2 separate regions of the Homo sapiens genome follow, and region 2 is linked to region 1. Evidence: chromatin contacts called from ENCODE Hi-C or POLR2A ChIA-PET data. All regions are on one chromosome and are shown on one strand. Each heading gives the region's core, a stretch centred on a gene start or an enhancer-like site at or near the end of the contact. The rest is flanking DNA. Distances are from core to core; before and after follow the strand shown. Region 1 overlaps LOC107986141 (a long non-coding RNA gene). Region 2 has its middle 51 kb from the start of SERP1.

Region 1 (3,093 bases), core at 156-2,655:
TGGTGCTTTCTGCCCAGGCTCTAATTCATGCCTGCAGAATAACAATCTGCTCTTGGTGCACCAAGCACAATGCAAGCCCTCTAAGCTGCCACTCATGCGGGGCCTGCTAACACTCCCGGCCCTTGTTTCTGATTCTTGGCATTGTTGGCGCAGGGAGTGTGGGGAGAGTCACATACTTCCATGCTGGGAAAGGCAGGGCCCCTGGTGGCCCAGCAAGTCATCAGACAGCCTGGGCAAGAGCAGCAGCCAGATGAGCTAGAGGGCAGCTTGAACCTCTTGGCAAACTTGCCAAACATTGAGGAATCTGGGGATTGTGGTTCCAAAAAGTCTGGTTTCTTTTGGAACCAGACTGAAGCATGAATTTGAGTTGGGGACAAGGGATCCCCCAACTCAAAAAAAAAAATCCACCTCATTAAAAATTCCTTTGGCATGGCATATTGCTACAGAGTCTGATTGTAGTGCCAGTGTCTTTCTAACACCCTTCAAATAACAGTGCTGACAAATTCCTAAGCAGCCGTCAAATTACATGATCTTGACCTGGTTGGATAAAAAGTGATGCTAGCACAAAGGTGATTGATTGAGGATTATGACAGTCAGACAGATGACACAGTGAATATTGGAAGTATTAATAGCAAGCTTATTCCTAATCTTTACACTGTAGGCAAAAGAAGTAACATGTCAAAAACACCACAGAATATTTTTATTATGGGAGGAGGCAAAACGTTCTTAAGCTTATAATGTAGTGGCACCTTATAGGTAAGACTTAAAGCCTCAAAGCTTTGTTTTAAAGCAACGACTGGTGTTGATTCTCAGTCAATTTAAAGGATGAAAAGGGCTGTAAAACTATTTTACGGTAGGAATAATAGCTACCACTTTTTAAGCACTATGTTACAGGGATTTTAAATATATTAGCTAATTTAAGCCTAATGGCAGCCTTGTCAGGTAGGTACCTTTGTCCCCAGTTTATATACAACTGCAAATTCTGAGACAAAGGATAGTTAGACAGTTCTGCCTGATCCCAAAGCCAGTGCTCTTCAATTCACTGCAGTAAGCCACCTCTCTGGAGCTGAAAGGAGACATGAAACTAGGGACATGAGATAAATGGATTTTTTTTCTCTAAAGAATTGCCATTTTTCTGGATCTTGGATAGAGCTTTATCTTGAGAAGTAACCACGCTTGCTCTTCACAGACAAGATACAGCAACATCTAATATGGAGAAAAACTGTGAGCATTTCCACTTCTGATTAATGAATCAAAACTGAACCAATAAAGTCTAGCCTTTGTGACAGTTCTTTGTCTCCTCCTTGGCCAAGAATTTCTGTACACACTGAGTCAGAGTGTCAGCACTCTCTTAACTTGGCGCACGCAACTTGACATGAGTCACCAGAAGGATTTGAAACTTCGGGTTGGAAAAAGCCACTGCTGTTAAGTTGGTACAGACAAAAATATTTGGGCGTCAACTCTTGTGTTCCTGGATATAGCTTGTTCGTTCATCTGTGTGTTGATTCATTCAATAAATATTCTAATGTACCCAATAAAATACAAAATACTGGGTAAAAAGTTTAATTAGTAAACAAACAAACAAACAAACAAAAAAAAACAGTGAAATCAAGTGTCTCACCTCAACCCCTAGTTTCTCTGTTGAGGGACAATCACTGCTAGCAGTTTCTTGGAGGATCCTTCTAGAGATATTCTAGGCATATTATGTGCCTTTCCCTTGGTTTACATAAGTGTTATTGCACCCCTGCAATAGCCTGGGCACTGATTTATGTAAAGTGATGATCAAGACTTGGGCCCTGTCCCTGAGGAGGAAATAGAACATAAACCAACTTCCACTTTATGATTGACAAGTTCCCTGATTGGAGGTACTTATAGGAGTGGTGGTGGTCTGAGTGAATCAGGATTGAAATATCAATGTGTCTTATCAGCTGTCACAAGTAAATTGTTGTTATTAATAGTGAAGTGCCAGCATTTGAAAATTATTTTTTAAAATAGGATAACATGTATTCCTGTGATAATTTCAACCTCACTTGCATCCTAATTTGCTTGTGAGACAGAAAAGTGTGGAGATTAAGCTGTTTCACTGAGAATTGTGCGTGACGCTGGACACACCCATGGTAGGTTCTCTTGTGAATGTGATCTGGTGCATATCCCAGGGAGCTGAACATTTTGTACAATCAGGGTACAAGAAGAGCATAATTTCTTCATTTTCTGGGGGACAATTAGAAAGTTTTCCCTAAATAGTATATGCTCCCATTTAGTGGGGTATGGTTTTCCTAGTTGCCTGGTTTCAAAATATTCATCCTTACAATGGAAGGGAAGTCAGGAAGTGATAAAACCTCCCATCTGGATTGAATACAGTTTGGGACAGTAGTTTGTGCACGGTGAGGCAGATAACACTTTGCAGATTTAGGAGACAGCTGAATCTGATGCATGTGGATGCAAGCTACTGGTAGAAGGCTTGGAGCAAATCCTTTCAATGCAGCTTGGATTTATGGGAGATTTTCAGGCGCCTGTAGGCTTTGAAGAGGCGTACAGTAGTATTTGGTTCACAAAGAGTTCACGTTTACTTCGGTTCACCTGGATTCTCACTCCCAATTGAGTTTTATTTCCAGTATGCTTGTAAACCAACTCCAGACTCGGATGCAAACTCGGCTCAATGTCTGATAGGGAGTTAAAGAGAGAAAATACAAAATGGCATAAATGAGTTTCACATGATTTCCAATCCAAGCTATGAGCTGGCTCTGGCTCGCTCAATCAGCCAGGAGCAGAAAAAGTTTTGCAAACTTCAGTGACCCTTGCAAAAAACCTGGTCTACATCCTGCCTTCAGGAGAAAACCCAGAACCGGTTAGATGTGCCCTGTTTTGGTTTCTATTACAGCTTGCCTTGCAGCCGTCCTAGGAGAGACTGTGGCCCAAGTACATTCTCCTCTTGATCTTCTAAATGTGCCCCTCTAAGGGGCAAGAAGGTTTGCTTTTATTATGGCACATAAGGCAAAAATGTGTCTTGGAATGAAGCACAGCTGAATTGCTGAGGGCAGGACTATAAAATACAATCTTTCCCAAGGATTTTCTTCCTTAGGAGCTCAAATG
Region 2 (3,093 bases), core at 313-2,812, 150 kb before region 1:
TTTTGGCTCCCATATTGTAAACAAGTATTCTTTTTGTGGTCTATTATTCCCATATTTTTCTCATTTTTGTGCTTTTTGTTGGTGATTTCACAGTTTAAAATGGCCCCAAACATCGTGCTGAAGTGCTGTCTAGTGTTCCTAAGCAGAAGGGTGCAATGTGTCTTACAGATAAAACATGTTAGATAAGCTTCATTCAGGTATGAGCTGGCCATGATTTCATTGTTAATGAATCAACAATATATACTAGGCTGGGCGCAGTGGCTCATGCCTGTAATCCCAGCACTTTGGGAGGCTGAGGCCGGTGGATCACTTGAGGTCAGGAGTTTGAGACTAGCCTGGTCAACATGCTGAAACTCCATCTCTACTAAAAATAAAAATTAGCCAGGCGTGGTGGCATATGCCTGTGGTGCCAGCTACTTGGGAGGCTGAGACACGAAAATTGCTTGAACCTGGGAGGCGAAGGTTGCTATGAGCTGCCATTGTGCCACTGCACTTCAGCCTGGGCAACAGAGCCAAACTCCATCTAAAATATATATATATATATATTTCATTTTATATATATATTTCATTATATGTATATGTGTGTGTGTATATATATACACACATATGTATATATATATACACATATGTATATATACACATATACATATAATGAAATTCTTTAATGGCAACACACCTAAAACAAGGTTGTGTATTGACCAGTTGATGAAAATGTGACCAGAGGTTCGCAAGATCCTAACCGTATATTTCCCCTAAAAGCAGTGGTTCAATATTTGCAACTTCATGGAACACGAACTACCAAAAATAACAATAACTGTAACTGAAATTAATTGTTTAATAATTGCAGTGTGAAGACACATTATAAGATTCTATGAGAAGGTTCTATAGAAGCATCATAAACATCTATATTTAATATATTCATTCAACATATTTGCAGAGTGAAAAAATACTGCATATCAGAAAAAATAATAGATGAGGGGAGAAATTAACATTGGAGTCTCATTATGCAGTATATAGCTCAAAGTGTGATGGGCTTTCATGAGTTCTGCTGGGTATTGTTTATTTGTTCATTTTTTTGTGTTTTTAACAAAATAAGATTGCTACAATAGTAGGACTTTCAAGGCTGTGAGTTTTTCAGTTCCAAATTTGGAATCTACACTAAAAACTGTGAATGCATCTGGAGTGGGGGGAGCCAGGGGACTGGAGGGCGGCAGCTTTTTGCTGTGGTGGATGAAGATAGGAGGTTAGGGAAAATACCAGCCCCTGGTAGAAAGTAAACCCAGAAAGAAATTTGAAAATTAAGAAGTTTCTCTATTCTTGGCTCCTACAAGGAAGCAAAACAAAGAAAGAAAGGCGTAGATCAGTTTTTAAAGTTTTTGTGATAATTACCTTTTTTCCAGTTTGAAAACATTTTCTAATTAAATAATTTGATCTCATATACATAAGGGAGGCACTGAAGTGATTATTTTTCCAGTTCCATTAAGGGCTTGTGTTCTGACTTACAACCACCAGGTGGAGACAAAACAAAACTAAAGTATTTCCCATATTTTGAGCTTTATATTGAATTTGAGCAATTCTTTAAATCAGGAGTATGGAGAATTTTTTTTTTCTTTTCTCTTGTGAATAAGCCACTCACAGGGCCAAAAACTTCATAGATCAAAGATCACATACAAATTCAAAACAAGCACAATTTTTGAAGAGAGCCATAATGTGTTCAAATCAATATCTGTTAAAATTAAAACTGGGAAACATGTATATTTTAAATAAGTTTTTAAAAAGTAAATATATTTTCATCCTGCAGGAGCCAGATTAAAAAAAATAAAATTTTCAGGTGACACTATGGCCAGTTAGAGAATGTGAAAGATGAAGTAGAGAAAAATAGGAAAAAACAAAACAACAAGGAGAAGAAAGAAAGAGGAAGAACAAAGCAGACACAGACACAGACAGGCATACACAGAGTGAAACACTGAGTGGCTGAAGCTGGCCTAGAGTGTGAGATTGACACACAGAGACAGCCAAGGTCCATGCCTGTTATGGGGCCAGCATGGTTTTGATCCTTCTTCTCCAAGTGTACTGAGGGTATCCGGGTCAGCAGTCCCACAGAGCTCTTTAAAAGGCTGATTAACCTCCAACCATCCCCTTTCTGAACTGCGAATTGGTTCTGCTTTTATTTTCAAACTTCAAAGTTTAATTTCAAAATGAAGATTTCTCTTTCCATCAAAATTGAAAGATTTTTCCCACTCCATGTAAAGGGGGTAGGAAAACCCCTTTAAAAACTCGAGTTTCTAAAAGTTCCCTCTTTGTAACTTTAGAAATTTGGGGGTGATATAGTTAATATTCACAGGTGGTCAGGTAGCCTTATTCCTGTTATTTTTTATTTGGGGGTTTCTCATTTCATAGTAGTTGGAAGTTATAATTCTAGTGGCCATATAATTGTTCTGAACCTTATTGACAATCAAACCTACTGTGTGCACGTGTGCGTGTGCTAGCAGTCACATGCCCGTGTGCCTATTTAGAGCCCTGTGAAGATGTTCTACCAGAGGAACAAAGACAGAATTTCCTCTCTGGGAAGATGGGGTAACAGCAGACCCTTCTGTCTGCCTATTGAAGGATCCAAAAGTTTCAGTCACCATAGCTCATCACAAAGAGGAGGAAATGGCCCTCACTCTGCAGTTCACTTCTCATTATTTACAAGGAACTGGATGCAATGAAGTTAGGAGCAAGGTCCTAGTAATGAGCTGAACTTCTCCATGAGTCTCATTGTTCAGATGAAATGTGGGGCACAGTTTGTCATTGTAACTAGAAAGTAATGGGGGCGGGGTATTGGAACGAGCCTGTTTTAGAAAAACTCATCTCATAGGCATTGTGAATCATTACAATTTATCACATTTGAGACTTTGGTAAAAGTATATGAAAGTTGGTAGCCTTTTGATAAAAATGTCACATTTCTTCCTATAACACTTGGGGAATTTTAAAAAATTGGAGCAAAGGCTGGGCGCGGTGGCTCATGCCTGTAATCCCAGCACTTTGGGAGGCCGAGGCAGGCGGATCATGAGGTCAGGAGATTGAGACCATCTTGGCCAACATGGTGTA

Evidence for each region. Hi-C counts contacts between places; a loop is a spot of excess contacts on that map. ChIA-PET counts read pairs that join two places held with the same protein, here RNA polymerase II (POLR2A). Pooled maps may share reads with other maps.
Region 2: a map of dorsolateral prefrontal cortex shows a loop between it and region 1 (3-fold over the local background). The contact joins two enhancer-like sites. A Hi-C loop is called at or near these places in 5 of 168 maps with a recorded cell type or tissue (PC-3, PC-9, dorsolateral prefrontal cortex and 2 more) and 10 of 50 pooled maps. POLR2A ChIA-PET finds 5 or more read pairs at or near these places in 3 of 52 experiments (H1, MCF 10A and Panc1).

Annotation. Positions count from the first base shown.
Region 1 is chr3:150,346,948-150,350,040 of GRCh38, reverse strand. It overlaps LOC107986141 (a long non-coding RNA gene), which reads right to left. Exons shown (of 3, transcript XR_001740958.1): 2 at 1,622-2,663. Among named protein-coding and RNA genes, the nearest start is that of LINC01214, 25 kb to the right of the region's middle. Within about 2 kb of position 1,405, at least 12 of the 41 ENCODE cell types and tissues checked have a DNase peak (open chromatin) inside an H3K27ac peak, as active enhancers do; they include Panc1 and dorsolateral prefrontal cortex, where a contact is called at or near this core.
Region 2 is chr3:150,494,185-150,497,277 of GRCh38, reverse strand. No RefSeq gene overlaps it. Among named protein-coding and RNA genes, the nearest start is that of SERP1, 51 kb to the left of the region's middle. Within about 2 kb of position 1,562, at least 2 of the 41 ENCODE cell types and tissues checked have a DNase peak (open chromatin) inside an H3K27ac peak, as active enhancers do; they include Panc1 and dorsolateral prefrontal cortex, where a contact is called at or near this core.